3 separate regions of the Homo sapiens genome follow, and all the other regions are linked to region 2. The links are chromatin loops, found by intact Hi-C in ENCODE. Cell type or tissue: heart right ventricle. All regions are shown on one strand.

Region 1 (8,000 bases), 1.3 Mb before region 2:
TGCCTGATGGACAATTGCTTACTGACCACCTGTGCTGTCTTTCAGTGACTGACTGTTGACAAGCCTGGGTAGGGCCTCTGAAGAAGGCAAATCTGAGGTCAAATGCCATTTTGCTACTTCACAGCTGAAGGAACTTGGGCAAGTTAGGACAGCTCTTTGACCTTGTTCTTTGTGTGACATGAAACATTTTTACTATTTTCTTTTTTGTTTTTTAAGGCAGGGGCTTTCTCTTGTGGTCCAGGCTATTGTGCGGTGGTGCAGTCATAGCTCACTGTAGCCTCGACCTCTTGGGCTCAAGAGATCCTCCTGCCTCAGCCTCCTGAGTAGCTAGGACTACAGGTGCATGCCACCCTGCCTGGCTAATTAATACAAGTTTTGTTGTTGTTGTTGTTGTTGTTTATTTTTATTTTTATTTTTTTGTAGAGACAGATTTCTTTATGTTGCCGAGGCTGGTTTCAAACTCTTGGCCTCAAGAGATCTTCCTGCCTCAGCCTCGTGAGTAGCTAGGACTACAAGCAAGCACCACCAGACCTGGCTAATTTTTTAAATTTTTTGTAGAGACGGGGTTTGGCTATGTGGACCAGGCTTATCTTGAGCTCCTAGGCTCAAGTGATCTTCCTGCCTTGGCCTCCCAAAGCGTTGAGATTACAGGCATGAGCCACTGCCCCTGGCCTACTATTTTTTTAAAATTCATTTTTCAGCTTGATGATTGGTCCTTAGGACCAAGTCGAATAAGTGGAATTGATGAATGAAGAGTTTACTCATTTTAGGGCTTTGCTATAGCTTTTTTGATGCCCCAGAAAGCTCCTATCAATATGTAGATTTACCAGCAGACATTGACATTCATTTGCGCCTTTGAATTTTTTTTTTTTTTTTTTTTGAGACAGTCTTGCTCAGTCGCCCAGGCTGGAGTGCAGTGGTGCGATCTCGGCTCACTGCAAGCTCTGCCTCCCAGGTTCACGCCATTCTCCTGCCTCAGCCTCCCGAGTAGCTGGGACTACAGGCACCCGCCACCAAGCCTGGCTAATTTTTTGTATTTTTAGTAGAGACGGGGTTTCACTGTGTTAGTCAGGATGGTCTCGATCTCCTGACCTCGTGATCCACCTGCTTTGGCCTCCCGCACCTTTGAATTTTTTAGTGATGCTAAATCTGTTATCACTCATTTGATTATGACATTTGCATTTTTAGGTGGATTGACAGGTTTACTTATGTCCTTTGCCCATTTTTTCTAATGTGTTTTCCTCATATTGATTTATAAGAATTCTTCACATAGTAATATTCCTAGCTCTGCATTTGTTTGGTCTGTTGCAATAGCTTTTCCTCTATGATCATTTTCTTTTTAAAGCTACTTATTTTATAGATTGTTTTTATTTTTATCTGAGTAAACCTATCAATTTTTTCCATATGCTTTCTTTCTTTGTAAAATTGCTTTTAGAAAGGCTTTCGCTGCTGGGCACGGTGGCTCACACCTGTAATCCTAGCACTTTGGGAGGACGAGGAGGGTGGATTGCCTGAGCTCAGGAGTTTGAGACCAGCCTGGGCAACACAGTGAAATCCTGTCTCTACTAAAATACAAAAAATTAGCTGGGCATAGGGGCATGCACAGGCACTGAGGCAGAAGAATTGCTAGAACCTAGGATGTGGTGGTTGCAGTGACCTGAGGATCGTGCCACTACCCTCTAGCCAACTCCATCTCTTAAAGAAAAAAAAAGGTTTTCTCTTCTTGGCAGTCACAGCAGTGGAGCTTTGCATATTTGAGACTTCTCCTTTAGTTTAATGAATCAGATGTCTCATAGACTGGCTTTCTGCATCTACTTGTCTTGTTTTTCATCCTCTCCTGTATTTGTGATGCCCGGTATGTCTAGGCCCAGTCTATTCTTTGAAATCTCTGTAGGTGAAAAAGGACTGTTCTGGGAAGTCCAGCGTCTTAGTTCATTGGGGGCTCTTATAACAAAACACTGTAAACCTTGTGGCTTGTAAACAATGGAAATTTATTTCTCACCGTTCTGGAGGCTGGGAATTCCAAGATCAAGGTGCCAGCAGATCTGGTGTCTGGTGAGAGCCTGCTTCTCACTCTTGCCTCACTCAAGAGGTCTCTCTTGAGCCTCTTTTAGAAGAGTATTGGTCCGATTTATGAGTGCTCTACCCTCGTGACCTCCTCTCCTCCAAAACGCCTCACCTCTTAATACTACCACCTCGGGGAGTTGGATTTCAACATATGAATTTTGGGGGGACACAAATATTCGGTCAGACCATAGCACCCAGCTACTCCTAGACTTTATTTTTTCTCTTGGGAGTAGGAATGGTCTCTTGGCCTTGTGATGATACAAGGACTTCCCAGTTGTGACAACCAGAAATGTGTGCAGATATTGCCAAGTGTCCCTTTGTGGGAAAGCAAGGTTGCCCTCTGCTGAGGACCACTGGGTTAAGGAGAACTCTTCAGGTCCCTGATAGTGTGCTTTTTTCTTCAGCACTTGTTCCTTCATATTTGGAGGGTGGGTGGGGGAAGAAGCTGAGGTGTGTGTTCCCCCAGGATTACTTTTTTTTTTTGTTCTTTTGAGACAGGGTCTTTCTCTGTCACCCAGGCTGGAGTGCAGTGGTGCGATCTCAGCTCACTGCAACCTCCACCTCCCAGGTTCAAGTGGTTCTCCTGCCTCAGCCTCCCAAGTAGCTGGGACTACAGGCGTGCACCACCACCCCTGACTAATTTTTATATTTTTAGTAGAGAAAGGATTTCCCTATGTTGGTCAGGCTGGTCTTGAACTCCTGGCCTCAAGTGATCTGCCCTCCTTTGCCTCCTAAAGGGCTGGGATTACAGGCGTGAACCACTGCACCCAGCCCACAGGATTACTTTTAATAACAGCATCGTGTTTTCTTAGAAAGGGACCTGCAATTCAAGCCCCAGCTTCTTCTTTACACTTAGTTTTGCACCTGCTATGTTTAGGAAAGATTCCCAGAAATATGTGCCAAGTGGCCATAATTGTGCATTCCAGAAAAGGGGATTTCTTTAGCCCAGGGAACTCTTTCTATTCAGGGATGCTCTTACACGTTGTGTTTTCTGCTTCTTGATTTCCCTCAGGACTTAGGTTTGTGAAACACAGAGATCTAAACTTCTCAAAGACAAAAGCAAGAGAAAGACTTGTTTCTCTCTGTTTCTGCAACTCCTTTCCTACGATAATGACTGCTTATTTGTCCAAAAGGAGGAAGCACCCCCAGGTAAAAGGAATTGCAGGGATGAGGTATGTAGTTCATTATACAACTCCTCCCCACCTTAATTTTCCTTTCATCATTTAGGATGATTTATTATTTATTGGAATTATAAGATTTTCAGGAAGTCTTCTCCAAGGCCACTTTTTAATTTAATTTAATTTTTTATTTTTTGAGATGAAGTCTTGCTCTGTTGCCCAGACTGGAGTGCAGTGGGATGATCTTGGCTCACTGCAACCTCCACCTCCCAGGTTCAAGCGATTCTCGTGCCTCAGCCTCCTGAATACCTGGGATTACAGGCATGCACCATGATGCCCAGCTAAGTTATTTTGTATTTTTAGTAGAGATGGGGTTTCACCATGTTGGCCAGGCTGGTCTTAAACTCCTGACCTCAGGTGATCTGCCTGCCTTGGTCTCTCAAAGTCATGAGATTACAGGCTTAAGCCACTGCGCCTGGCCTAAGGCCACTGTTTTTTTATATATTCTCTTATTTTTTGCCTTATTTTGACTTAAATCAGAAAGTAATAAAATTTGCTAACAGCCTAAAAAGCAGTAGAGAACTTGAATAAAGTGATGTGAAGTCTGTTTGGAGAGGGAAACAAGAGTGAACTGAGCTGAGGAAGCACTGTGCCTGGCAACAGTGTGAGTCATTCGTCTTGGCAGCCCTGGGAGAAACAGGGCTAAGTGTGGAGTGCAGTTCACTGAGCTTGGGCTGAGAGGGCCCTGGCTGAGTCAGGTGCCCCTGAAGGGAAGACACAGAAACAGGGAGGTCTGCTGATAGGGAGGCCTGGCTCAGACAGACTCAGGATACCTCCAGGGAGAACCAAGACCTGGCCTGAATACTCAATGAGCAAATCCGATCCTTCCACATACTGTTTATGGCCAGATATGGGACATTGCCAGCACAGCACTCTCCCAGTTGCCATGTGTATTGGTCTGTTCTCACCCTGCTAATAAAGACATACCCGAGACTGGGTAATTTATAAAGGAAAGAGGCTTAATGGACTCACAGTTCCACATGGCTTTGGAGGCCTCACAGTCATGGCGGAAGGCAAAGGAGGAGAAAAGTCATGTCTTACATGGCAGCAGGCAAGAGAGCTTGTGCGGGGGAGCTCCTCTTATAAAATCATCAGATCTTATGTGACGTATTCACTATCAAGAGAACAGCATGGGGAAGACCTGCCCCCATAATTCAATTACCTCCCACCAGGTCCCTCCCATGATACGTGAGAATTATGGGAGCTACAGTTCAAGGTGAGATTTGGGTGGGGACACAGCCAAACCATATCAGCATACGAGGGTCTTGTGTGCAGATCTGGCTGTTCCTGTTCCAGGTCCCAGGGGCAGAGGTGCCACATATAGAAGTCTTTGGTCTGTTCTGGAATGGAGATGACTATCAAGTCATATATAGTGCCCTACTGGCTATCAGTTCTGCACCTTCTCCTTGTGTTTGATGATTCACATGTGGATGAGTGTTATGGGCAGAATTATGCCTTTCTCAAAATATGTTGAAGTCCTAACACCCAGAACCAGTGAATGTAGCCTCATTTGGAAATAGAGTCTCTACAGATGTGATCAAGTTAAGATGAAGTCATATTGGATAGGATGAGCCCTAATCCAATGATCGTTGTCATTACAAGAAGAGGGAAATTTGGACACAGACACACTGAGAGAAGAATTCTTTGTGAAGACATCAAGACAAAAGAGACAAACGGATTGAATCCCATGTGACAACAGAAGCCGAGATTGCACTGATGCATCTACAAGTCAAAGAATGTCAAGGATTTCAGCAACCACCGGAAGTTAGGAAGAGGCAAGTAAGGATCCTCTCGTGAAACCTTCAGAGTATGACTCTGCTTACGCCTTGATTTTGTACTTCTCAGCTCCAGAACTGTGAGAGAATTAATTGCTGTTGTTATCAGTCAGCAGATTGTGGTACTTTGCTATGGCAAACTTAGGAAGCTAACATACTGGGGTTCCCCTAGTTGCATAGATGGTGCAATGGTTTGTGATGGTGATGGTGTAGATCTTGCAGCTGGACGTCTGCAGGACATGCAAGCAGTTGAGGGTCTGGGTGTTTCAGATCTTGATGGTCTTGTAGGAGCCACTGTTCATGCTGCTGTGGGGCACCACTGGGTCCTGAGCTTACTGCTGGAGGCTGTTCAACTCCTTTAGCTCCACATTGGTATTCATAATATTCCAGAATTTTTGGTCTTTTGGAACCCACTCAACAGCATTGTGTGCAGAGACCTGTGTGAACGTAAGACTGCCATATGTGCTAACTGTGTTCACCTTATTCAGGCTCTGGATGTCCCAGATAATGATGATATCATCTGCAGAGCCACTCTAGGATTTGGTCTCTGGATGCAAAGCTTCATCATCATACTAGCATTTCTTCTAGTGTATTCTGTCACTGGAGTTGGTAAATGAGGCCCATACTTTGATGTTTTAGATGAACCGCTGAAGAGTAGATCACTCATGGAATAGTTGTGACAGGTGGTGTCCTGGTGTCCCACCAGAAATTCTTTGCCCTTTAAAGTCTCTAGGGTCTTAGAATCTTAGGATCCCCCTGTGTAGGTATGTGTTTTCCTGGGATATTTCATCATTCAGCTTGGGCACATCCCACAAGAGCTCTATAGTGTCTTTGCTGAGTCTTAGGATCTCATCCAATATGACAAACTTGAGGTGAACTTATTCTCCAGATGGCTTGTTTTTTCCTAGAACTTGCTCATTATGGAGCTCAGAAAGATGATCTCCTGCCCCTGCTGGCCACGTGCATCTTGTAGAAATGGCCTTTTTTCTGCTACAGAATTTCCTTCTGGACCTCAAGAACTCCTTCAGGCTTCAGAGCAGCATAGCTTCAAGTATGGGTGCAGGTGCCTCTTGTAGGTGTCTGTTCCTCATAAACTTGCACCCATATTTGGAGTGTCTCCAACTACAGTCACGTTCTGAGGTACTGGAGGTTAACTTAAACACATAATTTTTCTTTTTGGTGGAGAGACACAATTCAGTCCATTGCATGCAGATAAAGGGAGGACATGGCTCATAGAGGCCTGGAATTTCCCCCTGGTGGGTCTAGTGAAATGGGGAAGGGGTTGGGTGGCAAGGATATTATTGAGGAAATCAAGGATATCAAGGAAATCAAGGATATTATCAAGGAAATTGCAAAAATAAGAACCATGGACCAAATGCACCTAGCAAGGGAAATGAACATGTGAGGAGTGGGGTGGGGCTAGGGCACTATAAAAAAAAGGAAGATAGTCTAGGAACCAGTGACAAAATGTCTTGGTGAGGTCAACAAAGGAAGCAGTTGAATCGTCAAGTTGGAGGGATAGGAGCCTGTGGCTGAAGGGAGGCATGATTATTTTAGTAATTTCCCGGGTGATTTTAATAGCTTTCATGGTATATAATTTCCATGAGTGGGTTTATCTCTTTATAAATCAGACATGCTTGCCCTTTTCAAGTCTTCCAGAATGTGCCATTTTCAAGACAGTGATGATCCTCAGTATTACCTCCAACCTCAGTGAAAAGCTGCAGTCCTCGGTGTGCCTTTGTTTGCAAGTAACAGAGGATCATTCAAACTAGGCTACAGAAAAAAATAAAAAAGAAAAGGAAGGGCACTTTATTATATGGACTCAAAGATAGAAAATGGAAGTTAATAAGAAATAGAGCCAGACTTCTCAAGAGGCTAGAACCAGAAATTGAAAACCCAGCAGGGACGAGACACTAGGACCAATAATCAGAAAGCCATTGAGATCCAACGTAGCTGCTCTCAGACTCTTTCTTGGAGCCATTTGGTCTTTCTGTGTGTCAGTTGCATAGAAAGCCACACGGTCCTACAAACTGGCTTTCTCCTTGTCCGAGCCAGTAAGGGATCAGCTCCATAATAGTGTCAGAGTTTGCAATTCCTTCGTTCAAGCAATAAGCAGAGAGTGACTGCCATCCATACCCTGATCGACACCTGCAGGTGTCTATGACCCAGGCAGATGTCATTTAGGTGGGACAGGGAAGGCCACAGCATTCACTGACAAGTCAGAATACAGTTCCCCAAATTCCTTTGAAGACTTTCCTGTCTTTCAAAACTTACTGTTAATTGTCAATGTAATAAACAGAATAATGCTGTCTTCACAAAAAAAAAAAAAACAACAACAAGCTTTTGGTTTCTATCTTAGCGGAAATCAGTTATTTACTGAAGTAATCATTTGGACATAAAGTCCCAAAAAGAGGTTCTTAGAATAAAAACCACCAAGGATGCTACATTTAGCATATTCTCGTTTCTCCCTTACATTAGATAATTTTAAAGTTTAAACTTTAAAATGGTAAAGTTTTAAAGTTTCCTAATTTGTAGAAATTTCTTTCAAGAGTCAATCTGGCCTACTATGTGCCAGATTGATTTGTGAATTTTAGCTCATTTAATATTCACAAGATGCTTCTGTGAAATTATCCTCCATGTTAACAGATGAGGAAGCTTGTCACAAGCTACGGAGCTAGCAATCAGCAGAGCTCGTGTTGAAACCAAGTTTCAGATTCAGAAGATACTAAGTGAGGAAAGCTTCTTTATGAGGAGAGGAGGTTTCTTTTTTTTTAACTTCTATTTTAGGGTCAGGGGCACATGAGTAGATTTCTGATAGAGGTAAATTGTGTGCTGCAGGATGTACAGATTTGGTGTACAAATTATTTTTTCACCTAGATAAAAAGCATAGTACCTCATAAGCAGCCCTTCCCTCCCTCCCTCCCTCCCTTCTTCCTTTCCTTTCCTTCCTTTCTCTCTCTCTTTCTCTTTCTTTCTTTTC
Region 2 (8,000 bases):
ATGTTTGTGTTTTTCATGCAATAGCATCTTCCAGGACATCAAGAATGTAAGTGATGCAACATTTCTTAAAAGAATGTTCTACCATTGTCCCCGAGGTTTTATTTCAAGCAGACATTCATTCGTTCTTCAAGTTTCGATGTTGGCCCTTTATGTTTAAAGAAAATCTTGCCAAAAGATACGAGGCAAAGACAAAGCTCACACGACCAACAGGCCAACAACTGTTGTGAGGTGCCATTGATTATCAGACGAAACCTGATTTCAAAATGTTAAAATGCAGAAGGTGGGGAAAATGTGTGTCCCTGAATCTACAACCATCTTCCCTGATTCTGTTTTCAGTCTGTGGTCAGAGAGATCTGAGTTCAAATCCCAGCCGCACCAGTTCCCAGCTGTAGGATGTGTTAATTGAGGTAGGCTGAGATTTGCTGCAATCCCTCAATCTCAATGACTTCACAAGAGAAAAGTCCCTTTGGCGTCATGCAAATCTGCTGCAGATGTGGCCACGTAGCAATGCGAGGAACCACTTGGAACTTATGGTTCCAGGACCACAACACAGCCTCATCTACCACCACCAGGGCAAGAGAGAGAAAGACACTGGATAATTACAGAAAGTCTCTTCCTGCTTCAACCCGGAAGTGGCACCCATCACTTCCACCCACATTTCATTGGCTGGGCTAACCACATGGCCCTGCTTAACTGCAAGGGGCTGGAAAATGTACTTTCCTGGATACTCAGGAAGGAGGAAAGACCAAAATATTAATGCCAATAGTTAAATCTAGCATGGTAAATTTCAACCTTCCCTGAGCCTTCGTTTCTTGTAAAAAGGAGGGTTATAAATGTGTCTATGTCTGCTGGGCACAGTGGCTCAAACCTGTAATCCCAGAGCTTTGGGAGGCTGAAGCAGGAGGATCACTTAAGGCCAGGAGCTTGAGACCAGGTTGGACAACATAGCAAGACTCTGTCTCTACAAACAAAATTTTATAAAGGAGCCAGCTGTGGTGGTGCAAACCTGTAATCCCAGCTACTTGGGAAGCTGAGGCAAGAGGATGACTTGAGTCCATGAGTTCGAGGCTGCAGCGAGCTATGATTGCGCCCCTGCATTCTGGCCTAGGAGACACAGCAAAGACCACATCTAAATAAATAAATAAATAAAATGTTTAATGCCTATTTTATTGGCTGTCATGAAGGAGAGCGCATGAGTTCATTCAACACACTTTGCACTGTGCCTGGCATATGATAAGTGCCCAGTGAATACTGGCTGTATTCCTAAAATCACGTAGAACACCTTCATTCCTTCCCACCTGGAAATGACTATCCAGGACCCCACTTCTTCCCTGAGGCATCTCTGCTCTCAGGTGACACAGCCCAGCTGCCCCATCTGCTTCTCATGGCTTCCAGACCACTCCCCATTCAGTCATTCCATTCTCTCTCCAGAAGAGACCCTTGTGAGAACGGACCACCCGCCTCTTGCATCTCTGTATCTGACCAGCGTGAGTTCTGATCCCAGCTCCTCCAAACATTTGCTGTGTGACCTTTGCCAAGTTTACAGCCTTCGCTGGGCCTCAGCTTCCTCCTCTTTAAAACAGTCTCAGCAGAGCTCCTCACCTCCAACGTGCCTGAGGCCAGGAGGGTGTGTGATGAACTGGAGGAAGCTCACACAGTCTAAAGGGAAGCCATGCCTCGCTTAGCCAACTGGTGCCAGTTTTATATTACCAGAGTTTTGGGGTTTTGAAAAGAAGGTAAAAATCCCCAATTTTATGTGAAATCTGCCAGTTTTTAAATATCGACAACTACTTCTTTTTTTTTTTTTTTTTGAGACGGAGTCTCACTGTGTTGCCCAGGCTGGAGTGCAGTGGCATGATCTTGGCTCACTACAACCTCCGCCTCCTGGGTTCAAGTGATTCTCCTGCCTCAGCCTCCCAAGTAGCTGAGATTACAGGCAGCCACCACCACACCTGGCTAATTTTTGTATTTTTAGTAGAGACGGGGTTTCACCATGTTAGCCAGGCTGGTCTCGAACCCCTGACCTCAGGTGATCCACTGCCTCTGTCTCCCAAAGTGCTGGGATTACAGGTGTGAGCCACAGAGCCCGGCCACGGCGGCCCATTTTTAATTCTAAGTGTCTTAGTATAGGTTTAAGCAGGTTACATGGAAATAAGGAGATAAAGCAGCAGAATGTACTGAGCCACCACCCCTCTCTCCTTCCTGCTTTCTACTTTCACTCGGCAGCCAGGCGCCTATGGGTTGGAGCCCCCCCTTAACTCCCCCTCCCCAGTAAAGAATTTAGTTTAGGCTAGCTTGCAACATAAATAATTGTACCCTTTCTTATCAGCCAAGTGCAGCCACTAGGGCCATAAGTCAAATGTTTAAAGAGTCCTGAGATAGTCGCAATGCATTATGGGCTGCAATAAAAGGCAGCAGAAAGACCCTAAAGAACATACTTGAAACCTTAATACAACCACCAATAGGTGACGTCCGGGAAGATTGTAACCCCATAGTACTCAGCCAATGAGGAACTGGGGGAGGGACTTGAGCGCTAGGGAGTAAATAGCTTGTTAAAACCGTTCTGGGTGTGCCTGCATGCCAGACACCAATCTTGCAAGACCACCATTAAAGTCTCACTTCTGCTGTTCTCCATGTCCCTGAGTCCATTCTTTGGGTTTGGATGGGTAAGAATGTTTCTTACAGTCTTGAACTCCTGATCGCAAGTGATCCAACCACCTTGACCTCCCAAAGTGTGGGGATTACAGGCTCGAGCCACTGCACCTGGTCTACTTCTTGGGAAAAAATAATAATTATCCGCATGCCAAACAAAATGTTATCAGTGGGGGAAGTCTGACCAGTTTACAAGCTCTGGGTACACCCAGGAGAGGAGTACCACACCCAGAAAGTAGACTCACCCTGAAGAGCCACTGGAGCTGGTCCTGGGGGGCCCAGGCAGGAGGGAAAAGGGGTATTTGCTGGTGACCATATCACTGGTTTTATCAAAAGCAAGTCCTAGCAGCAAAACATCAGTGCATCCGCCTCTATCAGTGCCTCCTCTGGGCCAGGCTTGGGACACTCAGAGAAGAATCAGATCTAAGCCCTGTCCCTGGGGCACCCCCACACACAGGAGAAGATGGGGGCAAAACAGGCAACTGCAAGGGATTATGTGGGGGTGCACAAGGGGCACACTGATTGCCTGGGAACTGTGGCCAGGGAAGGGGCATTGGCCCAGAGTGCTACAGAGGGGTGGCCTCCAGGCATCTGTATAACACATCAGGCAGGCAGGTGGGGGACGGCATGTGCAGAGGAAGGCCTGGGGTGTGAGTGTGCTTGGTGCATTGCGGCAGGAGCACCGCAGGGATCCTGGAGTCCCCAAGACTCCTAGAGGAGCGGGAGGAGGGGAGATGTGCCAGTGGGCAGAGGGTGCGGTCAAGTCCCACTGCCTCTGTTCACCCCCATACCCCCATTCACCTGGCACTAGTTGGCCTCTATCAAAAACAACGTGAGCATCATTTCTCCACCCTGGCTGCCCATTAAAATAAAAAGCAAACGCCAGGCGCAGTGGCTCAGGCCTGTAATCCCAGCACTTTGGGAGGCCAAGGCAGGCGGATCACTAGAGGTCAGGAGTTCGGGACCAGCCTGGCCAACACGGTGAAACCCCCATCTCTACAAAACTGCGAAAATTAGCTGGGGTGGTGGCAGGCAGCTACTCAGGAGGCTGAGGCAGGAGAATTAATTGCTTGAACCCGGGAGGTAGAGGTTGCTGTGAGCCAAGATGGAGCCACTGCCCTCCATCCTGGCGACACAGGGAGACTCTGTCTCAAAAATAAAATAAATAAAATAAAATATAAAATAATAAAATAAAATAGTGTCTGGGACCCACCAGAAGTTCTGGTTACCGGTATGTCTTAAAGGCTCCCGGGTGATTCTAAGGCGCAGCCAGATTAGAGAAGTAAGGGCCTGGACGTGCCCCTCCTGGCACAGCCCTGGGCTCTCACTGGTGCGGAGCCTGTGCAAGGCTCTTCTGCGACTGTCCGGTTCGATCCTGCCCGCGGCTCTGTGAGGCTGGCCAGGCGTCCTCCCCTCCCAGGTGCAGAAACAGCCATGCAGGCCAGGTAACCACGTACCCAGAGACTGAAGTTAAATCTGACTCCAGAATCCAGAAGAAAGGAAGAGAAAGGGAGGAAAGAGGGATGGAGGAAAGGAAGGGAGGAAAGAGTGGGGGAAGAAAAGAAGAGGGAAGGAAGGGAGGAAGGGAGGGAGGAAAAAAGGGCAGGAGGGAGGGAGGAAGGGAGGGGGAGGGAGGGAAAGAGAGAGGGAGGAAGGGAAGGAGGAAAAGAGAGGGAGAATGAAAGGGAAAGAAGGGAAGAAAGGAGGGAGGGAGGGAGGAAAGGAGAGAGAGTAAGGAAGGGAAAGAGGGAAAAGGGAAGAAGGCAGGGAGGAAGGAAAGGAAGGAGGGGAAGTTGGAGGGATAGATAGATGATGGGTGGATGGACGGAAGAATGGATGAGTGGTGGGTGGGTGGGTGAAAGGATACGAGGGAGGAATGAATGAATGAAGAGGAGGAAGGGAAGAAAAGAAGATAGGGAAAGGAGGAGAAGGGAGAAAAAGTGATATGTGGGGGTTGGAGAAACGAAGGCGGAAAGGACGGATGAATTAATGAATTAGGGATAGATGAAAGAGGGGAGGAGCAAGGAGAGCGGGCTGCTGCCTCGGCGACCTCTGGTCCCCGGGGTCCCGTGAGCAGCCAGGGCGGAGGTCAGGGAAGGCGGGTCTGGGGTACGAGACCAGGAGCTGTGCGGTCTCCGACGGGACTTGGCCTCCGCGGGGCCCTGCTGCCCCCCAGCGGCGATGCGCGGCACTGCAGAGGCGGCGGCGGGACCGGGGGCGGCCGCCCCTCCTTCCCCGGGCTCCGGGAGCCGCCCGCGCGTTCCCTTAGCAGCCGCCCCACCCGCCGCTCCCCGCTCCCGCCCCGCCGCGCCCGCTGCAAACTTTGGCCTCTGCAGCCCCGGCATCCGCTGGACGGAAGAGAGAGAGAGGAGCTCCTCCCGTAGCTTTCTCCCGAAAACGTTTTCTCTTCCCTACTCTCTGAAAAAGGATAACGAGGTGGGGGAGGGGAAGGAAATAGTTTAAGTTAATTTAAATTGTGTCTGCCGTGGGCAACTCTCCAAGAAAGGGCTTTCCTTTTTTTTTTTTTTTTTTTTTTTTTTTAAGAGGCACGTTCGAAGCACTCAGAGAAGCTCTTTGCTGCAGCCCAGCGGCCACGGATAGAGCCTGGGAAGTGGAGAAGGAGCTGCTCCGAGAGGGTCCCAGGGAGCAGGGGGACCCCAGGCGTGGCCCTGGCCCTTGGGATCTCTGGGACCAGGCCTGGACCCTCGAAAGGGCGCGGCTGATCCTGCCTAGGGGCTTGCTCTTGGCCGCCACTTCTCCTAGGCGGACTCCTCTAATCCAGCCGGAGCCATGAGGTCGTACTATTTATCCCCACTTTGCAGCTGGGCCCAGAGAAATCAAGCGCGCACAGCTAGGAAGTGGCAGTGCCCCGGTTTGAAGGCACCAAGGCCCATCCTGAGCCCTCAGGCTCGGGACTCCACCATACAGCTCAAAGTGGATGCTAGGATCTTCCCATCCTACAAGAAAAGATGCTGGGAGCTCCAGAGGTTTGCTCAACGCCACCTGCCTACAGTCTGCTGCCCAGACCCTCCAGACCAGCCTTACATCAGGAAACTCCCATGAGCTCCGGGAGCTGACCTCAAACAGCTGCCAGACCCGGGGGTGTGTGGGGAGCCAACCTCCAAAGTGGCCAGAGGCTGCAGTCCCTGCCAGCATCCCTGGTGACCTCAGCTGTGGGCAGGGAGCTCAGGGAGGGGGTCAGGAAAGACAGGGAGGGGGCGAGGGAGGGGGTCGGGGAGGCTCAGAGGCAGAGCCCACACAGTCCCTGCCACCTATCTCCTGCCTCTCTCCTCCATGTCAGGAGGGACAGTGCTGACTTGTGGGGCTTCATTTCACCCAACAACTCACTGGTACATTCAATTAATATTTACGGAGTGTCTGCTGGATGCCAGGAGCTATGTTAGACAGTGAGGAGATCGTGGTAAATATGGTACTTAGTGCTGAAGACAGGCGATACAAAAGTCAACCAACAAATGCACACGATGATCTGAATATTAATAAGTACTAAGAAATAAATACAACAAGGTGATACACTAAAAAGTGATGGGTTGGGGGCCGGGTGTGGTGGCTCACGCCTCTAATCCCAGCACTTTGGGAGGCTGAGGTGGGCGAATCACTTGAGGTCAGGAGTCCGAGACCAGCCTGGCCAACATGGTGAAACCGCATCTCTACTAAAAATACAAAAATTAGCCGGGCCTGGTGGTGGGCGCCTGTAATCCCAGCTACTTGGGAGGCTGAGGCAGGAGAATCCCTTGAACCAGGGAGGCGGAGGATGCAGTGAGCCGAGATCGTGCCACTGTACTTCAGCCTGGGCGACAGAGCGAAACTCCGTCTCAAAAAAAAAAAAAAAAAAAGTGACGGGTTGGGGGTCACCATTATCATGGCTCTTATTTGAACTCATCTTTACAATTGCACTTAACTACATGGGGGTGTATGTGCCATGTCCCTGCATCTGTCTCCTGCACCAGGTATGACAGCTCGAAGGCAGAGTTTGTCCTGCCATCCCTGCGCCCCCACCCGCAGGACCTGGCCCTGCAGCATCTCAGGGAAGGCAGCAGAGTTGATCTGGTGCTTGTGAGTTAACAGAGCCCAGAGATGGCTGAGAAGCCTCCCTCAAGGAGCTTGAACTTGACACCGATTTCGGGAAGGGAGATCACAGTGATAGCCAAAGTACTCTGAGCCCTTGCTCTGCAGGCATTTGTATCCCTTATCTCCATCAATCTCCACAGCAGGCCTTTGATGTAGATACCATTTCTAACCCATTCTACAAATGTGGAAATCAAGGTCACAGCTCTATTAAAGGGGAACCAAGATTTAAACAGACAGCCTGGTTTCAGCACCCCCTGCCCTCTACAGTCTGCTGCCGGGTGGATGCTACGCTGAGGGGAAAATGTTTTAGGGAAGAGAGAGGGGGTGGGTCTGTTACCTTGAGCAAGTCACTTCCCCTCACAGAGCCTCCATTTCCTCAGGCCTGCAAAACAGGGATGAAGCGGGGTTCCTGCCTTGGCTGGATTGTTCATTTGGGGGATTGAATGAGACAATGCAAGTAACTTGCCTGCCCAGCAAGAAACCTGGATCATTGAACCAAAGGATGGATGGATGAATGAATGAATGAATGAATGAATGTCATAAATGTTAGTCCCCTTCCTTGTCCCCCAATTCTTTAACAGTAAAAAAAAGAAAGAAAAGTCTGCTAGGCTCCTGCTCTGCTCACTTTCTTGCATGCCACAAATGCTCATGTATTTCCTCCAGCTAGTCCCAAATGATGTGCACGTGATGGTGCACTTACATCCCGTCTCTAGAGCAGAGCTCCTGGGGCAGTAAAGCTCCAGTTCCAGGCTGATGTCTAATGCAAGATATCTCACCTGAGTCCTACACAGGGCTTCCTTGAATCAGACAGACCCAGGTCCAAATCCTCACGTGCACAGATGTGCTGTGTGACCTTGGGCAGATGGCTTAACTTCTCTGATGCCAGACTCCTTCAGCTGTAAGGAGGACATCTGCCACATAGGTTCTCCTAAGGACTTCATCTAAGCCCCCTTTCCCTGTGAAGTGGTGAGGGTAGGCAAAGGGAGCAAATCCAGAGGGTAAAGTCATATGCACTTTGCTGTGAGCTTCCTGAGCTTCAAGAGAGGCTGAGATTAAGCCATCCATTATTTTTCTTCCTTTTTTGTGTGTGCATCTTTTTTTTTTTTTTTCTTTTTTTGAGAGGGAGTTTTGCTCTTGTCGCCCAGGCTGGAGTGCAGTGGTGCAATCTTGGCTCACTACAACCTCTGCCTCCCGGGTTCAAGTGATTCTCCTGCCTCCGCCTCCCAAGTACCTCGGATTACAGGCACTTGCCACCATGC
Region 3 (8,000 bases), 1.3 Mb before region 2:
GGGCGACAGAGTGAGACCCTGTCTCAAAAAAACCACAAAACACAAAAAACAATAAACCAACCATCCCTCCAACCAACCAAAGAAAAAAACCCAAAAGAAATTAGAGAAAGGAAGGAATGTGGTAGAAACTACACAAGGGGTTTCATCACCATGAGTTAGGTTTTATTTCTTTAGCTAAGTGATAGGTGTGTTGGTTTTCATTCTAAGATTCTTTATGCCTATTTAATGTCTAAAATGTATCATCATTAATTAATTTTAAAAAGAGAGGCTTTCCTAAAATATGCCTCTTAAGTCTCCAGGGCAGCTTTCCTTCCCCCGTTGTTGTTTGAACATCAAAACTCCTGACTACTTGCTAAACATCCCCTGCTAGAGGAATTGCTGAACAAACACTGCCTTGCCATATGAGTCAGTTCAATTCTGTGCATGAGCCAGAGGGCAGCTTCTCTATTTTTTCCTGCTTTCCTACTTGTAGGCTCTTTTTATATTTCAAAGTATTGTCTCACACATTTCATCCTGAAAATAACTCTGTGAGTGAGTGGGGATATTATTATTCCTCAGTTGACAGATGATGAAAAAAAAAATCAAGTTGGCTAACGTTGATTGAGCATTGTACCTACCATGTGCCATCAATAGAGAAAAATGCTTTACATGCACTTCCCAGGAATCTGCTTACAGTAATCCCATTTGACAGATGAGGAAACGGAGGCATAGAGAGGTTGAGGAACTTGCTCAGGTCCAGTAAGTGGAGAAGTCAGAAGTCAAAATCAGGTCTGCATAAGGGCAATTCTGTGCTGTTTCTTTTCACTGAAGAAAAATGTGTTGTGACTTGCCGGGGGCTGATTGGGTTTGGAAACAGATCTGCATTTTCTCTCTTATACCAAAGGGTGAGCCACACTGTTTTGTTTTTGTTTTAACCATCTCTATAAAAAGTCAGACTTCTTGCTTGCGAGCAACAGAAATTGACGCTGGCTCACTGAAGCAGAAGAGAACTTAGTGGGAAAATAAGGGGACTGAGGAAAGGGAAATAGGAGACCATACTTGGAAATGGACAGAAACCAAGGGCATTCCGGAGGGCTGGGTGGCGGAAATCATAGTCATGTCCAGACCAGAAGAGGAACAAGCTGGTCTCTTCTGAGTTGGGAGGTGATCATCCTGAATTATTTTCCTACCAAGCCTACAAAACGGAAGGGCATGATGTTCCCAGGTGGCCTCCCCTCGCCAAATCAGGATATCACTAGGAAGGGGTGAAGGAGTGCTAAGGAGCCAAAATTACAAAAAAATAAATTTCTGCTGTGCCTTCTGTCTTCTTTTGGACCCCTACCCATGCATAGGGGTTCAAATGGATGACTGCACCACATGAAGATGGACTGGGGGCCAGGCAGTCTGTGTCGTAGACATGTAGACAGGAAGTTCATATCCCTAAGCAGGCAGTCCTGTTAACCAAGGAAGGAAAGAAAGAAATACATCTTTGCTGCCTGACATCTCCCAATGGGTAATTAAAATGATGCCACTGCTGATTTTACTACATTCAAAAGTGTTTTAATTTGTATTTAGCCAGAGGCTTTTTAGCAACAGGAACATTTTTACAAATCTAACAAATAATTATAAATAAATAAAGTCTCCACTTCTGCTATTTAGGGGAATGTTTCCTTCAGGTAACACATTTATAAATCCACCCGTTTGACAATATGGAGCTAAAATAACAGTAGAGCTTGAACTGGCTGCTTAAGTGACAGTTGAAATGGCGTGTTTGTCAGCGTAGAAATGAAAAACAATATCATGCAGGGAGGTAATCTAGTCCCAGAGGCACTATGGACTATAAATGTTAAATTACAATAGACCCAGAATATAACCTTGCATAATTCTTGAATAAAGGATATAAGGAACAGAAAACCCAAGGTAGCAAGAATTCATATTAAAGGAAGCCTACACAATTTATAGTTAAGGTGACTTCAGGACTATGGATATGGTACCTCCCAAAATGTACTCGACAACTGGTTCATCAGTAACACTGGCCATCGTAATGAGAAAGGACATTCAGAGAGGCATTGTTATGTGGTTTTGTGCTCACCTCTTCTCTTGGGACTCATTTTGTCCCCAGATCTTTCCAGGTCAGTATGGGTTGAGACCAGTCATGGTTGATTTTCCAATCCGCAGTTCATGGATGATTTCCAATGGAGTTAGGCGATGGCAGATCCCCTTCTCCAGTATAACAGCTGACCTTACCTTGGGGACTAGGGTCAGCCATGAGATTTCTGCTGCAGACGATCATTGTGTCAAAAAACTCATTGGATGCCATTCAGCTCATTCACGTTCAGAGGAATCACATGAGGATCCTGGGTGTGAACCCACACCCACATCTTGCTTTCCTCTCATTTTGGATGAACAAGGCCCTAGGTAGGCAAACCGGGATTATGTACAGACTCAGGGGGAAGTGTTTTTTGCTGGATAAGGAATATGTGAAAAAAATGATGAGGATTATTTTCCAGAAATTTTCCAGGAACTCTTAAGGAATGAAAGAATCTTGTTTTTAAAAAGACTAGGGCATGGGGAGAGAGCAGAGAATAAGAACGCTTTCTCATGTCAGATATGCTGACATTATAGTAGCCAAATGTCTTTAAGATGGGGAGAGCTCAGTGCCTACCTATGGCTATCTATTTGATGGGATATGTGAATATTCCAACCAGGATAGTCCTTTGTAAGGCGCATGTTAGGGTACAGGTCCTATATAACAGATTCACTGAAGAAATATGTGTAAATCATATTTTAAATGCACTGACAGGTCTCACTCTTTAAAAAAAAAATCCTGTTGCATATTAAATACTTCTCTTGGGACTTAAATCGTCACTTTATTTATTTATTTTTTTACTTTTATTTTAGGTTCAGGGGCTACATGTGCAGCTTTGTTTTATGGGTAAATCGCATGTCACTGAGGTTGGGTGTAGGAATGGTCCCATCACCCAGATAGTGAGCATAGTACCCGAAAGGTAGTTTTTGAACCCACCTCCCTCTCCCCCACTTCCCCCTCTTGTAGTCCGCAGTGTCTACTGTTGCCATCTTGATGTCCATGTTTTCCCAGTGAATAACCACTTTAATTGAAAGGAGGCAGCCCAGCATGAAGGTGCAGAGAACGGACCCTGGAACCAGATTGCCTGGGTTAGAACCCCAACTCTGCAGCTTCTCAGCTATGTAAATGTGCTTTGGTTTCCCAGATGCTAAACAGGAATACTAATAGAGAAATATGCTGGAATCGTGTATCCTACTTATTCAGTCGATATTAACGACTACCGCTGCTATTTAACTACATCAAGTTTGCTAAAAGCTATCTTAGCTTTAGTGGGACTACAGTGCAGGCTTCTTCTTATCTTAGTTAGTTTTCCCAGAAGTACTTATCTGACCCGATTCATTCTCTTTATTGCATGCTCTCTCTCTCTTTCATTCAGCATTTACTTATGCACCTGCCATTTGTCAGACATATGTGGCTGGTTCTAACAAAAGGCAAAGATAATAGTTTCAGCTCTCAAGGAGCTCAGTCTAATGGCAGAAAACCAACAAATATAGGATCGTGATTCATATTTGCAGTTCATTCTTCCATCTCTCTGTTACTGGTAAAATTTCCTCAGCATGCTATTTACCCTGGAGTCTTTGGATAATTCCACAGTGTCCTTAGTTGGCTATTTAGGATCTGGGGTGGGTTTATTTCTCACGCTCTGTCTTTAGAACACCAGTCCCTTCTAAGTCTTTTCCTAGACCCGCCCACTCTTGAGATCTATAACTGGGTTTGCGTCCTTCCAGAGAAGCTAGAATAGGTCCAGCCCACTGAGATGGCTCTTAACCACGAATCACTGCAGACTTTCAAAATAAGGCCAACACTCAGCCGAGAAAAGAGCGAAGCCCTTTTTGGGTCACTTTTTTCACTAATCCCGATGAGATGGGGGAGGTGCCACCAGAGAATTCTCTTTTGTGATTTGCCTTCCCTGCCACTAGGTGTCACTGTTCTACATAAATAAAATGAAATCAAATCGGTCTTGGCACTGTGGAATTTGGCCTTTGGTTAAGGGGATCTGGCAGGTTTAGGGACCTCTTCATTTTGAAGTTGTCAGATAACCATCACTGCCACCTAAAGACTGGCTACAGTACAGGAACCGACCCTGAGTAAAAAGTCTTGAAATTAAAGTATCTGACATGTGTAAATCCAGGACTCTGTATATATCCTCCTTGGTATTGATCCTTTAAAAACAGATCTCTAAAGATTAACTTCTTGGAACAAAGATAATATATTTATGGAATGTAGGGAGTGTATCACTTTATTATTTATGTAGCTGTTTGGGAAGATGTATCTGATTTTATGAAGACATCATGAAGAAAGCAAAGGAAATCTCACAAAGGAAGACTTGGCTGTCTTGCTGGTGACCTTCCCTTTGAAAGACAAAAGGAAGCAGAAACTCACAGAGATAACATGTGAAATCACCCATTGGATCTTCCCTTCCTCCATTTTTGTTTTAGAATATTCCCATAATTTTCTACCTTTAAGACAGTTAGTAGTGGTTTCTCAGCCATTATGCATGTTTATCAGGAAAATAAAAACATCCTCTCCACCCTCCGGACTAGCATTCTCATTGAGTGATCTCCAATTTCTGATACACAGGAGACTTCTCTTTCAGTTATTTACATGGTCTTTTTCTTTTCCTGACAATAGGGCTTTGTGTTATATTCTAGTGTTTATAAAAATGCCAGGGTCTCACAACAGTGATCAGTGAATATCGCTCTTCACTGTTTTGTCTATGATAAATTTTTAGCATGAGAGTCTAGGTCAGTCATAAGAGGCTCTAGGATGGATTTTTCTGCCTTGACATGCCCCACTCTTGGAAGAACATCTAATTTTATTGTTGAAGTGATGATCACAAAAGCCAATCAGCACTGCGAACTTTATGTGGCATTGAACTTGAGCTCCATTTTAAGGCAGGTCCAATCCCTTTGCTGAAAAAAGGTTAACACTCCTGGTCAAAAGGAAGAAAGTATAGGCCGAGAAGAAACCATATGTGGAATACTTTTATCATGAAATATTTGTATTAGAAGACAGTGGTTAAGTCCAGAATGATATGGTTGAGTTATACCTTCCATGGCCTGTCAATCAGTGGAAACTAAAATGTTCTTTCTGGTCGATCTCTTCTTACAACACCATAAGGCACCCTTGATCAACAGTATATCACTTTCATACTGATACTCACTGGTGCATGATTGGAGAGTGATAGAGACAGTTCAGATAAGGTTCCTGTCGACAATTTTCCTTAAATCTCTTTGACATAAATGTCCCAAAAATTATTTCTGGGAAGCCTTTTGTTGCAAACAGCTGACAGAGAGTTTCAGTTATGGCAGTAGGAATTTAAAATAGGTTTAGGATTCCTTTGAGCATTTTGAGACGCAACTACTACAATCCAGAAACCCACATGGCATATGGATTCTGTGAAGTCTTTTGGTATCTTGACTGTTCCACCAAAGGGTGTTTCAATAGGTTAAGTTAAATAACTCTCATATTTTATTTTACTCCTAATATCAAATAAGTTGTTGGTCATCACGTAGCTTCCAGCCTAGCTAGTGTTTCTATGCAAATAGTTCTTAGATACTATCATATTATGATGGTAAAGATAATGTAATATCAGTTTCCTGGAATATAAAAGTGATTTTTTTCCATAAAGGGCATTTTACAATGGATCATTAATTCATTTTATGAGGACCTTAATGTTTTGAGCACTGTAAAGAAATAAAGTATCAACCTACTGGGGCCAAAACTGATTCAGCAAAGAATTTAATCACCTACAGAACATCCTCTTATAAGGTATTACACATCCTTACAGCTTGGATCAAATAAACACTGTGGAGTTTTTATTGGTAGAAGCAGCACCCAAATATTACACATGAAAGAGCCTGGGATGCCAAACCCAATCCATGGGCCATCTGTGGTCAAGTAAGCTTATTGGTCTAAGACAGAAGACTCTCATAGTTGGCCAAATGAGATTTGTATTTACTTTACTTTAATTTATATTTGTTTGTTTATTTATTTATTTATTTATTTATTTATTTATTTATTTATTTATGTTGAGACAGAGTCTTGCTCTGTCACCTACGCTGGAGTGCAGTGGTGCGATCTCTGCTCACTGCAGGCTCCGCCCCCCGGGGTTCATGCCATTCTCCTGCCTCAGCCTCCCAAGTAGCTGGGACTACAGGTGCCCGCCACCTCACCTGGCTAATTTTTTGTATTTTTAGTAGAGACGGGGTTTCACTGTGTTAGCCAGGATGGTCTCGATCTCCTGACCTCGTGATCCACCCTCCTCGGCCTCCCAAAGCGCTGGGATTACAGGCGTGAGCCACCACGCCCGGCCACTTTATTTTTTTGAAACAGAGTTTTGCTCTGTCACCCAGGCTGGAGTGCAGTGGCGTGATCATGGCTCATTGCAGCCTCAACCTCCCCAGGCTCAGGGGATCCTCCCACTTCAGCCTCTGGAATAACCGGGACTATAGGCAGCTAATTTTTGTATTTTTTGTATAGATGTGGTTTCACCATGTTGCCCTAGCTGGTCTAGAACTCCTGGGCCCAAAATATCTGCCTACCTTGGCCTCTGAAAGTGCTGGGATTATAGGTGTAAGCCACTGTGCCTGGCCTGTATTTAATTTTCATATTTATTTAATATTAAATAATCTTCTAATATTTTATTCCTTCAGATTTTATTCAAAACCAGAGACAATCTCATGGAGCTCCTTGTGTCATTAGATTCACCTTCCCGAGTAGGTCTCAATTGTCTTCCAGTCTATGAGTTTCCAATGAATATGGCATAATGGGAACTAGAACCTGCGTCTGTGGGTGGTGTGGAGACTATTGCTTCAATATGTTTTCCCATTCTTGTAACTGTCATTATGGTCTTAAACCCAGAGCTGTAATGAACAGTATGGGATTATCCATAGATAAGAGTCCTAAAGACATTCTGATAGAGGCTTATAATCAGTACAAATTGTAATGGCCGTAGAAGGAGTTGTTCTGCAGATGGCTTTATTCTTGAGTACTCAGCACCATCTGGCACTTTGGGGCTGAGCCCAGCCCTACCACTACAAAAAACCATATTTGCAATATATTGGCACAAACATGCAAGTCAATGGCTCCTTGACATTTTGGACTTTTTATCGTATGGCAAGTCCAGCTGCAGAGCATGCCCTTTTCCAGTGGGCAGAGAAGTGGCTCAGTTGAGGTTGCCTTTTGTTGAAGAAAAGGTCACCTTAAGGAGTCTTAAAGCTTTAGCTTAAATTTTTGGAATTACACATGGCACTATGAACCACTTCTTCCAGGTCGAGAGAAATACTTGTAGTCCTGATATTAACATCTAAGAATTTCACATGGAAAGATCTGCATTTATGTTAACACACACTGAGATAACTGACACAGTCAAACAACATGGACTTCTTCCAATCTGCTCTTAAAAACTTCCCACAGATTTCAGTGATCGTATATGCCCCACTGTACTGTGATTTTTTATTTTTCTTGCTTCTCTTTAGCCCACGGACTGTGATGTTTTGGAAGGAAGAAGCTGCCTTTTTCATCTTTTTCTTCCCAGTATCTTGGACCTGGACTGGCATGTTTTAGATACCCAGTAAATTAACTGAATTAACCCTGAAATCTTTCTTTGTTTTTGTGTTTTATTAATCCCATTATTAGGAAGTAATTAGGAAGTATGGGTCCACCACTAGAATCCTAGAAATTAGGAACTTCAGGGACCAATAGCTATTTTGAACTCAAGAGGCTTAGTACCCCTTTATAGGTATCTGATCCTATAGACACTCTGTCTGATCATATAATCAGTCTATTCCTGGGTGAGTGAGTGTGCAGATGTACTGGCTCCACTGTTTGCTAGCTGTGTGATATTAAACAAGTTATTTTGACTCTCAAAAACCTTACTTTTTGCACCTATAAAATGAGGGCAATAATACTGGCTAACTCTGAGATGGTG

Evidence for each region. Hi-C counts contacts between places; a loop is a spot of excess contacts. Peaks named below come from ENCODE experiments on the same cell type or tissue, not always from the same donor. Only the 100,000 strongest peaks of a DNase experiment are listed, where the experiment ranks them.
Region 1: a loop joins it to region 2, with 4 times the contacts of the local background. A loop is called at or near these places in 41 of 110 quality-filtered maps.
Region 3: it touches region 2 in a loop (5-fold over the local background); 50 of 110 quality-filtered maps call a loop at or near these places.

Annotation. Positions count from the first base shown.
Region 1 is chr16:25,820,198-25,828,197 of GRCh38, forward strand. The region is part of intron 1 of HS3ST4 (heparan sulfate-glucosamine 3-sulfotransferase 4); the gene reads left to right. It also overlaps the pseudogene LOC100420641. Among named protein-coding and RNA genes, the nearest start is that of HS3ST4, 130 kb to the left of the region's middle. In heart right ventricle, no CTCF peak of the experiment used is centred here; no DNase peak of the experiment used is centred here.
Region 2 is chr16:27,105,009-27,113,008 of GRCh38, forward strand. No RefSeq gene overlaps it. Among named protein-coding and RNA genes, the nearest start is that of C16orf82, 42 kb to the left of the region's middle. RefSeq lists a silencer at 4,749-4,948 and enhancers at 4,987-5,535, 5,536-6,082. In heart right ventricle, CTCF peaks have their summits at 4,827 (motif pointing left) and 5,027; DNase peaks (open chromatin) are centred at 4,883 and 5,283; H3K4me3 peaks cover 1,286 bases; H3K27ac peaks cover 1,667 bases; H3K27me3 peaks cover 4,209 bases.
Region 3 is chr16:25,834,922-25,842,921 of GRCh38, forward strand. The region is part of intron 1 of HS3ST4 (heparan sulfate-glucosamine 3-sulfotransferase 4); the gene reads left to right. Among named protein-coding and RNA genes, the nearest start is that of HS3ST4, 150 kb to the left of the region's middle. In heart right ventricle, a CTCF peak has its summit at 3,988 (motif pointing right); a DNase peak (open chromatin) is centred at 3,970; H3K27me3 peaks cover 2,339 bases.